Linked DNA regions of Homo sapiens: regions 1, 3 and 4 are each linked to region 2. A link is a contact called in ENCODE Hi-C or POLR2A ChIA-PET data. All regions are on one chromosome and are shown on one strand. Each heading gives the region's core, a stretch centred on a gene start or an enhancer-like site at or near the end of the contact. The rest is flanking DNA. Distances are from core to core; before and after follow the strand shown.

Region 1 (2,700 bases), core at 107-2,606, 1.1 Mb before region 2:
ATTTCCTTTCCCCATTTCATTCTCTATCCAAATTCTAACTATCCACAAGGAACTGCAAGGCCATCAGCATCATGAAGGCTACCATGGTTCCTCACAACTGAATGAAGCCTCTTCTTCTTTTTTTTTTAAAGACAAGTCTCACTATTGCCCAGGAGGCAGTGTAGTGACACCATCGTGGCCCACTGTAGCCTCAATCTCCTGGGCTCAAGGGATCCTCATGCCTCAGTCTCCCAAATAGCTGGGACTATAGGTGTGTACCACCATACCCAGCTAATTTTTTCTGTAGGGACGAGGTCTCCCTATGTTGCCCAGGCTGGTGTCAAACCCCTAAGTTCAGTCCTGCCTCAGCCTTCCAAAGTGCTGGGATTAACAGGAGTAAGCCACTGCGCCAGATTGAACCTCTTCTTTAGAACCACCACAGCACATAACATGTATCTGCTACGCCCCTCACTTCCCTCTAGTTGGTATTACACATTTTGCATAAAAGTCTTCTATTTCTAAATAGGCTTCAAGTCAGGTTCATCTTTGTATCAGCTGGTGCTCTTAAAATATTTATTGTGAACATGGACTTAATGAGCTTGACGTGTTGAAATTATTTCTAATGTGTTGCCATACTCACATTTTTTACTCTGTTTTTCCACTTCTGCCTTCAGTCTCTTGTACTTGTCTGTCCTGTAAACCAGGACCCAGGTTATGCCTAAAACATTAAAAGCAACATGTTAATAGAGAAATGACTGGAATGATCACAACAAACAAAGTGGTTACTGTTGGAGAAGGAGGAATTCCAACTTTTCGCTTTGTATTTACCCATAGTTAACTTTTTTCAAAGGCTAATACAACTGACTCTTCAGCCAAAACAACAGTAACATGATGTGAAGGTGTCTCCACAAATACCCAAGTGAAATCTACCTGAGACCAAAGAAAACTCGGCAATCGACTCCATACTCCCCTCCTGCTCCTGTTCACGAGTTGCCCAGAGATTCCCTGAAGTGGAGTAGATGAGCCTCTCAAGCAAGTAAGGCTCGCGATCTTTCCCCTGGTGGCACAGGGGACCCCGGGGCCCTTCCTCCCGGGGACTGATCAAACGTCTGAGAAATACCCGCTCTCACCCTCTGCGAGCAGAGCCGTGCACACAGAGATAAAAACGATGAGGAGAGTGTCCGCGAACATAGTGCTCATCTCGCACCTTCGTCTCTGCACTCTCACCCGCCAGGGGGAAAGCGCTCTACAGCCAGGAAAAGTGAAGCGAAAACGGCTTCCGTAGACTCCGCCACCACCGAGTAACAGACCAACTCTGACAGCCCGAAGATCGCACTTCCGCTTCCGGGGCATAGCACCGGAAAGGCTCGTATCGGAGAACGGTGTGGCCACGAGAGTCTAGAGGAAACCAACCCGCAACTCACTGGAGCTGAAGGGCTGGTAGTCAGGCCGAATCTCGCGAGAATTGGAACTATTTCAGAGCCAGAGGAGGATAGTGGCGGCGGCGAACTTTGCCCGGTAGATTTTACTGACTGGGGTGCTGGCGCGCGCCTTTTTCTCGGCCAGAATCCAGTTATTGGGATAGTCTTGACTTCTACCTCAGCCCAACTTCTGTGGTCGTAATATTAGTTTAGCTTGGGTTTGCCGTGAAGTAAGAAGACTGACTTCCGCAAAGGTACTGAACGACTGGGTGTAGGTGCCAGGGCATGGACGTGAAGCTGGAACCGCGAAATGAGTTAGTTGTGGGCCGCTGGCCTCAAGGAGCGAACGTCAGCGCGAAGAGGAGAAGCTTGTGCATACGCTCTGATAAGGGTTTTAATAGAGGTATTACCACAGTGCTGCGTGACACGGTTGAGAGAGTGGTCAGAAGAAGCTAATGAAAGGAATTGAAGCAGTGCCTTAGGGGAGTAGGAGTACTTTTGGAGATAGCAAAGGACTTTCTAGGCAAAGTGGAAGTCAAAGCACGGATGCCTGAAAATTCATAGTGTGATAGTGCAGTGAGTAATGTATCTAGAGAAGGGGTCTTAAACCCAGATGCCTAGACTGGCGAGAGAAAATAAATTATCTTATGCAAGCTGAGCCTAAACAAATGGTGGAAGTTACTACGATGGATAAGTGAGCATTAAGTTCATCTGAAAGGAGAATTTGATACCCAAATCCAACCCATTTCTCTAGGAGAATGAGCACCCAGTTTCTGAGATGTCTTCGTTTCTCAGGAAAATCCAGAAATCCTGGGTTTTATGTGAAACTTAATTTATAAGTGTTGCTAACTAATTAAAATTCAAAAATGTCTCAGCAGCGTGGTTTCAGCCATTGTAGACGGTTTCAGCTTTTTCACACTGGGGTGTGTGTGTGTATGGGTGAAAACCTGGAAGCTGGCTGAGCTGTATCCTCTTGTACTTCCTCCTATCATTGGTGTTTTTTTGTTTGTTTGAGATGGAGTTTCACTCTTGTTGCCCAGGTGGAGTGCAATGGCACAATCTCGGCTCACTGCAACCTCTGCCTCCGGGTTCAAGCCATTCTCCTGCCTCAGCCTCCCAAGTAGCTGGGACTACAGGTGCCCGTCCCCACGCCCAGCTAATTTTTTGTATTTTTAGTAGAGACGGGGTTTTGCCATGTTGGCCAGGCTGGTCTTGAACTCCTGACCTCAGATCCACCCACTTCGGCCTCCCAAAGTGCTGGGAATACAGGCGTGAGCCACCGTGGCCGGCCCTCATTGGT
Region 2 (2,796 bases), core at 279-2,778:
CAGGCCACTGTACTTCGGCCTCTGCCACAGAGCAAGACCCCAACCCCCAAACACAAAGTGAAACATATCTCTGGGCGTAAATAAATGTTCACCAAAAATTAAATAATTATGCTAAAATAACAGTTTAGATTTTAATTTTAATCTTTTTATAGTTTCCATTATTATCTTGTTAGGATGAAAAGTAGACTGTCAACTCTGCCACCCCAAAATTTCACATGAAGGAAAAACTCCAAAATTCATGTATGACATCCAACCTAAGTAATTTCAATCCAGTAATAATAAAGAACAGAGAAGGATGAAAAGAAAGTATTGGAGAAAAATTAAGTATTCCCAAATTGCTCCTCCACCAACATCATTTAAAAGTATGCATCCACTGAGTAATGCAAATGTGTAGAATACCAGAGAAGCCATCTAGCAGCAACAACACAGGCACTGTAATTTTAAACGTTTATATTTGCTTCCTATATTTTTGAAAAATAAAGTTGTAATAACAACGTTTTGAAAATTTCCAAACTCTTCCTTGTATCCCAGAGGTTCCTTTTTTGCTCTTTGGCTTTGGCTTTGACTGGATACTGATTTTACCCTTGGCCATTCTGCACCTAACCTGACTGTGCACTAGGTCCCCTGCCATAACCTGGATGAAGGTCTGGCTGAGCGTCTCTGGGATCCTTTACAGCCCCTCTAATGCATCAGTCGGGAATCAAAAGCGTGGGTCCCAACTCTGACAGTGACTTTTGAAGAGTTACTTGTCCGCACTAGGTCTCAGTCTTCTCATCTGTCAAATGGGAATAACAACTGTACCTATCTCACATCTGTTGTAAGGATTAGATAATATATTTAGAGAGCTTAAAATGTTTAAAATGTCCGCTACTGCTATCATCACTATAATTGTAGTGTTCAATGACTGTGATTTCACCAGAGGGTCCGTCTGCCTTACGAAATTGCTGTCAAAAGAGCTTACCAATAATCCGTAGCAGATCACACCAGCTCAACAGGCCTCCACCTCCAGGAAGCCCTCCAGGGGCGGGCCGCCCTGCGCTATGCCCTCTGGCTGGACGCGTAGGGCTCCGGCTCACTCCGCCCAAGTCAGCCTCCCGCATCCCGCACGCCCGCGCTGGGGCCCGCACCTGCTCAGCAGGCCCTTGGGTGCGAAGTGCGCTTCTCCCGCCCCACCCAGGGCAGACAGTCCCGAGCAACGGCGCCCGCCGATGTCTCCCGGGCGCCCAGGAGGCCCGGTCTCTCCAGGGCGGTGAGTTCAGGTGGCCCGCCCCGCCCCGGCCGGAGAAACCCCGAAGCCCCGCCGCCGCGGACTCCAGGCTGCACAGGCCCCCGGGCGACGCGGGCGTCTCCGGGGCGGGCTGGCAGCCCGAGGCCAGGAGAGCACCCGCGTGTTGGCCTGGACGCTGTGCTAGGGCAGCTCTTACTGTTTCACGTTGTCCCCCAGGGCCTCGCTTAAGTTCTTCTTGGCCGCCTCCAGCTCGCTCACAAAGGTCGCCATTGCTCCGCGTGTCTCAGCCCGACCGCAGACCGCCCGGCCACCGCGATCAACAACCCAAAAACCAACTCGGCGGAAGGCCTTGGCTCTGGAAGCTAAGCCGGCCGCCGTCAGTCCCGCCCCCAATCTCTCAGAAGTCGTTTGTTTGGTTTTCGGCTCCGCCCGCCTTTTCGCAGGGAAGGTGCCCGGCCAAACTCTGCTCTCTTCCTCCCGCCCCTCGAGTCACGTGATCCGCTTCACCTTGTCGCGCGCCCATCCTAAACCCGCGCGCCCCGCCTCGGCTGCAACGTTGCTGACAGGCTGGCGTGTCCCAAGCTCTTTCATTCTGTTACCGCTGGGGCAATTCCGAATTCAGCCTGCTGTTCTTCTGCCTGGAGGAGTACCTTACCCCTCCATTTAAAAAAGTAAATGCAGTATCAGTTTTACTCTTTCCTTGCCTTATTTTTCCCCGAGCACTAACCGTCTCATATGACATTTAGTTGATTTATCTTGTAAATGTTATGGCTCGAGGACAGGAGTTGTGTTTTATTCACTGTTACCCGCAATTCTCTAGAGCAGCGCCTGGCACATAGTGGATGCTTAATAAGTATTTGAGTAAATGAGGTAACTATGTAAAATTTGGAAAATACACAGAAAGATAAAGATAAAAAGAAGGAAAAAGTGTTTTACCACTCCCGGACAAACACTTAACTGAGAGAGATTTCTCCTTCACTTCGCACACTCCCATGACTTAAAATATTCTATGTTCAATTTTGCACGTTTTTAAACTTAAGGATTTATCTGTAGTATTACATTGTCTTTAGAATAATTTTAATGACAACATATTAAATACCCCCACAGATAGAAGGTACACAACTTGTTTCCCAATTGTTAGACTGTGTCCATTTCTTCTCTATTAAAAAGCAATACTGTAATATTGCTTTTGAAGCATATAGCATAATGAAGCAAAACTTCTTTATGCATAAAACTTTTCCTCCTTTAGGATTATTACTTTAGCATAGAGTCCCACACATAGAATTACTGGATCAAATGATGGGAATATTTATAAATGCCTTGGTGTATATTGTCAAATTGCCTCCCAAAGTTTTTTAAATAATCCTAGATAGCTTTTAGATCTTGTGTAATTTCTCCAAAGATGTCCCCTTAAGTTCATTCATTCAACTTCCTCACTGCCCAACCTAAACCCACAAGCCCTGTCCTGGCTGCAATGCCAGCCGGGCACCTTCTCTTCACTTGAATTCATACAGTGAGCTCCTATTATGTGTCTGGAACTCTTTGAGTACTGGAGATACACAGGTGAA
Region 3 (2,700 bases), core at 183-2,682, 1.0 Mb before region 2:
TTGGTTTAAAAAAAAAGCTGCATAAAAGTGAACCTCACAGTTTGAACCAGTGTTGTTCAAGTGTCAACTTTAATTTAAAAGTGAAAAAAGTTTGTTTTCTCTGGTATCCTTTTTTTTGTTTTGTTTTGTTTTTGTTTTTGTTTTTTGACACAGGCTCTGGCTCTGCTGACCAGGCTGGAGTGCAGTGGGGAGATCATGGCTCACTGCAGCCTCGATTTCCCTGGCTTGAGAGAAAATTATTTTTTTCAAAATAATCTTCAATTTAAGGTAATTTACTAAGTTTCAAAAGATAATGCTATTGACGTAAATTCTGTTTTAGATTGTAGGCCCCATCAGCTCATTGATACTAGTCCCAAGTTCACAGGAGAAGAGACTGGAAGTTACTAGGCTAGTCCTGCCTCTCTCAGGTGTGTCCCAGCAAAACTTTTCTTTCCAGTTTCAGCGCTTTAGAAACCTTTTCTCTTCAAACACTAATACAGGGCCTAGACTGTACCAGCACTGTTCTGAGAACTTTACATACACTAATTCATTTAATTCTCACAAAAATCCTGGGATGTAATTGCCATTATTATTCCCATTTAACAGATAAGAACACTGAAGCACAGAGAGATTAAGTAACTTGCTCAGGGACCTGGATGTGAATGCAGAAATCTGGCTCCAGAGGTGGAGTCTGAAACTGCCTTTCTAAGTGACTGATTGCCAATCTCTGGAAAACCGTTCAATTGAAGATATTAATGGATCAAAATGTCAGTATGTTTTCAGATACCCTAACTCCATAGGAAGCTCAGTGTATGGGATGAGATACTGTGGTTTAGAAGGGAATTGCTTTTCCAACGGAGGGCACCCTTCAGATAAGCCCCTCAAATTGCCCTTCACTAGAGAGTCGCACGAGGACAGGCCTGCTAAAAAGGATGGCGCTGGGGGGTTTCCAAGACAGGAAATATCTAAAGCCAGCGGCTGACATATTATCTTGGCGAACGGGAGAAGGGAAAAAGAACCCTCATTTTTTGGAAACACAAGTTTTTAGCCTGGATAATGGGTAAATGACATTAACTCTTCGTTCCACACTAATCTTTCAAGCTTGTTCAAATTTTGCTTCTCAAACCTGGGCCATTCCTTCTTATCTAATCTGCCTATTATTTCCTTCAAGCTTTTTATCCCTTCTGAAAATAGGTGGTAGCATACCAAATTAAAATACAGAACAGCCTGTTTCTTTCCCCCAGGGTCCACTAGGGCGCGTCGGAGAAAGGGTTAACCGGGCGGGTGGGAGGGAAGGTCGGGCTCACACCTTTCGCAGAGACCTCGGGCGGCGGCGGGGCCCGGGAGGGGCGGAGGCTGGGGCCAGACGCCTCGCCGCCTCCGCCTCGGCGAATAGCAGCGCGCTGCCCGCCCGGATTGGAGCAGCAGCATCACGCTGACCTCTGCCTGGGATGTAAACCGGACCAGCCGCTGCGGGCAAAGGAAGGCTCTTGGCTCCTTCGGGAAACCCAGCCCCGTCACCGGGCTCCGAGCGGCTCGCAGGCGAGCGACAGCGGCCTCAGCCCCGGCAGCGCCCAGCGGCGGCTGCGGAAAGCGGAGGGAGTCCGACGCGGGCGCGGGCGGGGAGCGTGCGTCCGTTCGCACAGGCAGCGGGAGGAGGGGCGGCGCGAACCATGGCCGGGGACAGCGAGCAGACCCTGCAGAACCACCAGCAGCCCAACGGCGGCGAGCCCTTCCTTATAGGCGTCAGCGGGGGAACAGCTAGCGGCAAGGTACGGCGGGGCCCGGAGCCGCGCTCCCTTCCCGGCTTCTGTCCCTGGGCGGCGCATGTGGCCGGCGGCCGCGGGCCGTGTCAGTTGCGGCAGCCACCGCGTGGCCCGCGCGCCTCCGCTCCCGGCCGCGCTCCAGCGCCGAGTGCGCCCCGCGCGGCCTGGGGGCGCTGCGGCGGGGGCAGGCGAAGACTCGGGCCTTGGGGGTTCCGGGGGTACGCGGCCACGATCGCAGGGCGGGAGTGCTCCTCCGGCTTTTCTCCCCCCGCGTTAATAACTCGTGGCCGGGGTCCTATGGGGGAAGGGCAGGGAAGCGGATGCTTATTGTTTTGCAACTCCAGTGTCGGGGGAGAGGGCTTTCCGCAGGATCCCCCACTAACCCCCGATGGACTCCCTCAAGCCCCGGTCTGGCACAGACGTGCTCGCCCCGCGGCGCAGCCTGGTGCCGAGGGCGGAGCGAGCCGGGAAGCGCGGCCGAGAGGGCGAGGGTGGCGGGAACGCGCGAGGCGGCATCCCGGGGAAGGGGAGCCCAGTGTGGGGCTGCACGCAAGGGCTGGGGATTACAGGGGTTTCCGGGTAAAAGTCTGAGAGCCAAATAGGTGCCGTGACATCAATGAAACGATAATAGTAGGGGCTTCTGTTTTTTAAGGTTATAAGAGGAAACGTGGTCGGCTTCAATGAGAAAGTTGTACTGGCTCCAAGCTCTTCGGTGTCCAGGACGTACGCGTCTTGGATCCACGGAAGGGGGTCATCGTATGGGTGTCTGACCCTCTTAGGAGCCTGTTTCCTTTGTTTTATCCGCAAGGCAAGGAGAGACAAGGGAAATGACTTCCTAGCTTTACCCGGGGTTTTTTCTGCAGGTGGAGAAGGGTGGAGTCCTCCCAGATGGTTCTTTCTTTGCTCCCCTAACAGCCTTTAAGATGTGGCTACTTGTTTTTCCCACCGTTTAACA
Region 4 (2,740 bases), core at 42-2,541, 1.3 Mb after region 2:
CCTTTGCTTCGAGTTGTCCCGCCTTTCCAAACACAACCAATGTACTTCTTACACATATTGACGGATGCCTCATGTCTCCCTAAAATGTATAACACCAAGCTATGCCCCAACGACCTTGGGCACATGTCGTCAGGACTTCCTGAGTCTGTGTCACAGGTGCTGTTCCTCAACCTTGGCAAAATAAACTTCCTGGTTAACTGAGACCTGTCTCAAATTTTCGGGCTCCACACTTCTTTCACTTAATACAATGTTTTCGAGGTTCATCCACGTTGTAGCATGTGTCAGTACTCCATTCTTTTTTATTGCATGGGTATGTCACATTTTATTTACCATTAATCAGTTGGTGGCCATTTGTATTGTTTCCACTCTGTTGCCCAAGCTAGAGTGCAGTGGCTTACTGTACTGACAATCATGGCTTACTGCAGCCTTGACCTCCTGAGTCCAAGCCATTCTTCCTCCTCAGCCTCGCAAGTAGCTTGGATTACAGATGCCCGCCAGCATGCCTGGCTAATTTTTAAGAATGTTTTGAAGAGATGAGGTCTCCCTATGTTGCCCAGGCTGGTCTGGAACTCCCGGGCTCAAGCCATCTTCCCAAAGTGCTGGGAATACAGACATGAGCCACCATGCCCAGTCTACTTTTAGTTTTTTTAAGGTCAGAAAAAAAAACAATTGTACAAACACAAAACAATTTAACAATCTATTATTCCTTTCAACATTCCTTCAGTCACTTTTTTTTTTTTTTTTTTTGAGACAGAGTCTCGCTCTGTTGCCCATGCTGGAGTGCAGTATCCTGGTCATAGCTCATTACAGCCTGGAACTCCTTGGCTCAAGTGAGCCTCCTGCCTCAGCCTCCGGAGTAGCTGGGCTTCCAGGCACGCCCCACCACACCAGACTAAGGCCTTGAGTGATTAAAAAGAAAATCTTTTCCTGTGTAGGCACGATCGCAATATGGATGAACCACAGCCTTTGTTCCCGTCTGCACAAGGCTTCTCCCCCGTCTTTGTGTCTCCGGAGCCTTGCACGTGGTAGGTGCTCGGCATTCGTTGACTGGATCAAGTAGGGCGAGGGAGCGCGGCCCGTTCCGGTTTGAAACTGCTCTGGACGCCGAATTAGTGTTTGGCAGCGCCTGGTGGTCTTCAATCCCAGCCCCTCCGGCCCGCCGCGCCCCCCGGGACCAAAACAAGCGGAGGCGAGCGCGGGCGCGCGGGGCATGCCGGGAGCCCCCCGGTGGGCAGGTGCCTGGGCGGGGCGCGCCGCGGTTGGCGCCTGGGCGGCTGGGCGGCTGCCTAGCACCCGGAAGAGCCGTCAACTTAGCGAGCGCAACAGGCTGCCGCTGAGGAGCTGGAGCTGGTGGGGACTGGGCCGCAATGGACAAGCTGAAGAAGGTGCTGAGCGGGCAGGACACGGAGGACCGGAGCGGCCTGTCCGAGGTGAGTGAGCCCGGGGCCGTCGGCCCCCTCTCGCCGCGCTCCCGCCCTGCGTCCCCTGCCCGGGCCTGGGAAGCCTGCGGGGACTCCCTGGAGTTTCTGGACGGTAGCTCTGCCCCTTCTCCTCCTCTTCTTCTGCAGGGCTCCGCGAAGAGGTCTGGCACTACACGGGGCAGTGGCCGCGGCGTCCTTTTCTGCCCCGCGCCCCTTCAGCCCATCCTCCCTGACAAGGGGGCGGCGCAGGAGGAAATCCCCGGACTGAGCTGCGAGTGGGAGGGTGGGCGACTGGGCTGTCGGCCCCGGCCCCACCGGCCGGGGAATGCGCTTTAGGGCCGGGTAGGGCTGGGGGCCCCGAGGTCCAGGCGGAAGGAGCCTTTGCTGGGTGGGTCGGGGCCCCAGACCCGGACTGGGGTGTTGGGGTGGCGGTCCCTACCTCGCGACGGGGCTGGTGGCCGCGCCCCGAGCTCTGCCTTGGTTTTCTGTCCGGTTTAGGTTGTAGGGTGTGACACTCCCACCCGCCCCTGTACACATTGCCTTGTGATTGGGGGTGAGAAACTGCCCCCATCCCATGAGGACAGGGACCACATCTTGTGTCTCTGTCCACACTGCCCACAACTAGTCTCTAGACACCCAGCGCCTCAGGAGACTGCCTGCGTGTTGGTTTGTTTTATTAGAAAAGCTTTTTTTTCTTTTTTTCTGAGACAGAGTCTCACTCTGTCGCCCAGGCTGGAGTGCAGTGGCGCGATCTTGGCTCACTGCAGCCTCTGCCTCCTGGGTTCAAGCGATTCTCCCACCTCAGCCTCCCAAGTAGCTGGGATTACAGACACCCGCCATCAAACCCGGCTAATTTTTGTATTTTTACTAGAGACGAGGTTTCACCATCTTGGCCGGGCTGGTCTCGAACTCCTGACCTCAAGTGATCCGCCCACCTCTGCCTCCCAAAGTGCTGGGATTACAGGCATGAGCCACCGCGCCCGGCCTATTAGAAAAGTTTTGATCGTGCTGAAACCTGGCCACTAATGTCCTATGTTGTAGAACCACACAGAATGCTGCATTTCTATTTAGGGTGCTTTTAGCTTTTGTTTTCCTTTTTGGATGACAAAATAACGTTTCTCTTCGCTTTTTGGTGTATTCTTTAGCCTCCGTTCCCCATCTGTGAAATGAGGATGTTAAGATGATATGGCCAACTGGAAACTAATCAGTGTTTCTTCTGGTTTCTCAGCAAGTTCTTCTTTCTCAGCAAGCTGCTTTCACCCACGTTTGTGGTTGCTGATTTTATTCGGTTTTGTTTTGTGTGATACTGGGACTTAGCA

The links. Hi-C counts contacts between places; a loop is a spot of excess contacts on that map. ChIA-PET counts read pairs that join two places held with the same protein, here RNA polymerase II (POLR2A). Pooled maps may share reads with other maps.
Region 1: a loop to region 2 is called in a map of CD8-positive, alpha-beta T cell, with 4 times the contacts of the local background. The contact joins the promoter of TMCO1-AS1 here to the promoter of TADA1 in region 2. A Hi-C loop is called at or near these places in 1 of 168 maps with a recorded cell type or tissue (CD8-positive, alpha-beta T cell), 2 of 37 single-sample maps with no recorded cell type and 10 of 50 pooled maps. POLR2A ChIA-PET finds 5 or more read pairs at or near these places in 1 of 52 experiments (activated CD4-positive, alpha-beta T cell).
Region 3: a pooled map shows a loop between it and region 2 (7-fold over the local background). The contact joins the promoter of UCK2 here to the promoter of TADA1 in region 2. A Hi-C loop is called at or near these places in 11 of 50 pooled maps. POLR2A ChIA-PET finds 5 or more read pairs at or near these places in 2 of 52 experiments (MCF 10A and WTC11).
Region 4: a loop to region 2 is called in a pooled map, with 6 times the contacts of the local background. The contact joins the promoter of SFT2D2 here to the promoter of TADA1 in region 2. A Hi-C loop is called at or near these places in 1 of 37 single-sample maps with no recorded cell type and 7 of 50 pooled maps. POLR2A ChIA-PET finds 5 or more read pairs at or near these places in 1 of 52 experiments (activated CD4-positive, alpha-beta T cell).

Annotation. Positions count from the first base shown.
Region 1 is chr1:165,767,573-165,770,272 of GRCh38, forward strand. TMCO1-AS1 (TMCO1 antisense RNA 1) reads left to right here and starts at 1,357. Exons shown (of 3, transcript NR_125374.1): 1 at 1,357-1,803. TMCO1 (transmembrane and coiled-coil domains 1) reads right to left here and starts at 1,296. Exons shown (of 7, transcript NM_019026.6): 1 at 1,110-1,296; 2 at 620-697. The coding sequence starts at 1,179. RefSeq lists enhancers at 907-1,583, 1,584-2,259.
Region 2 is chr1:166,874,736-166,877,531 of GRCh38, forward strand. TADA1 (transcriptional adaptor 1) reads right to left here and starts at 1,529. Exons shown (of 8, transcript NM_053053.4): 1 at 1,425-1,529. The coding sequence starts at 1,498. RefSeq lists silencers at 986-1,385, 1,416-1,465 and an enhancer at 1,866-1,915.
Region 3 is chr1:165,826,182-165,828,881 of GRCh38, forward strand. It overlaps UCK2 (uridine-cytidine kinase 2), which reads left to right and starts at 1,433. Exons shown (of 7, transcript NM_012474.5): 1 at 1,433-1,751. The coding sequence starts at 1,653. RefSeq lists silencers at 1,222-1,471, 1,552-2,031, 2,092-2,321 and an enhancer at 1,787-2,340.
Region 4 is chr1:168,224,713-168,227,452 of GRCh38, forward strand. It overlaps SFT2D2 (SFT2 domain containing 2), which reads left to right and starts at 1,292. Exons shown (of 8, transcript NM_199344.3): 1 at 1,292-1,430. The coding sequence starts at 1,368. RefSeq lists a silencer at 959-1,588 and enhancers at 1,213-1,946, 2,249-2,328, 2,449-2,498.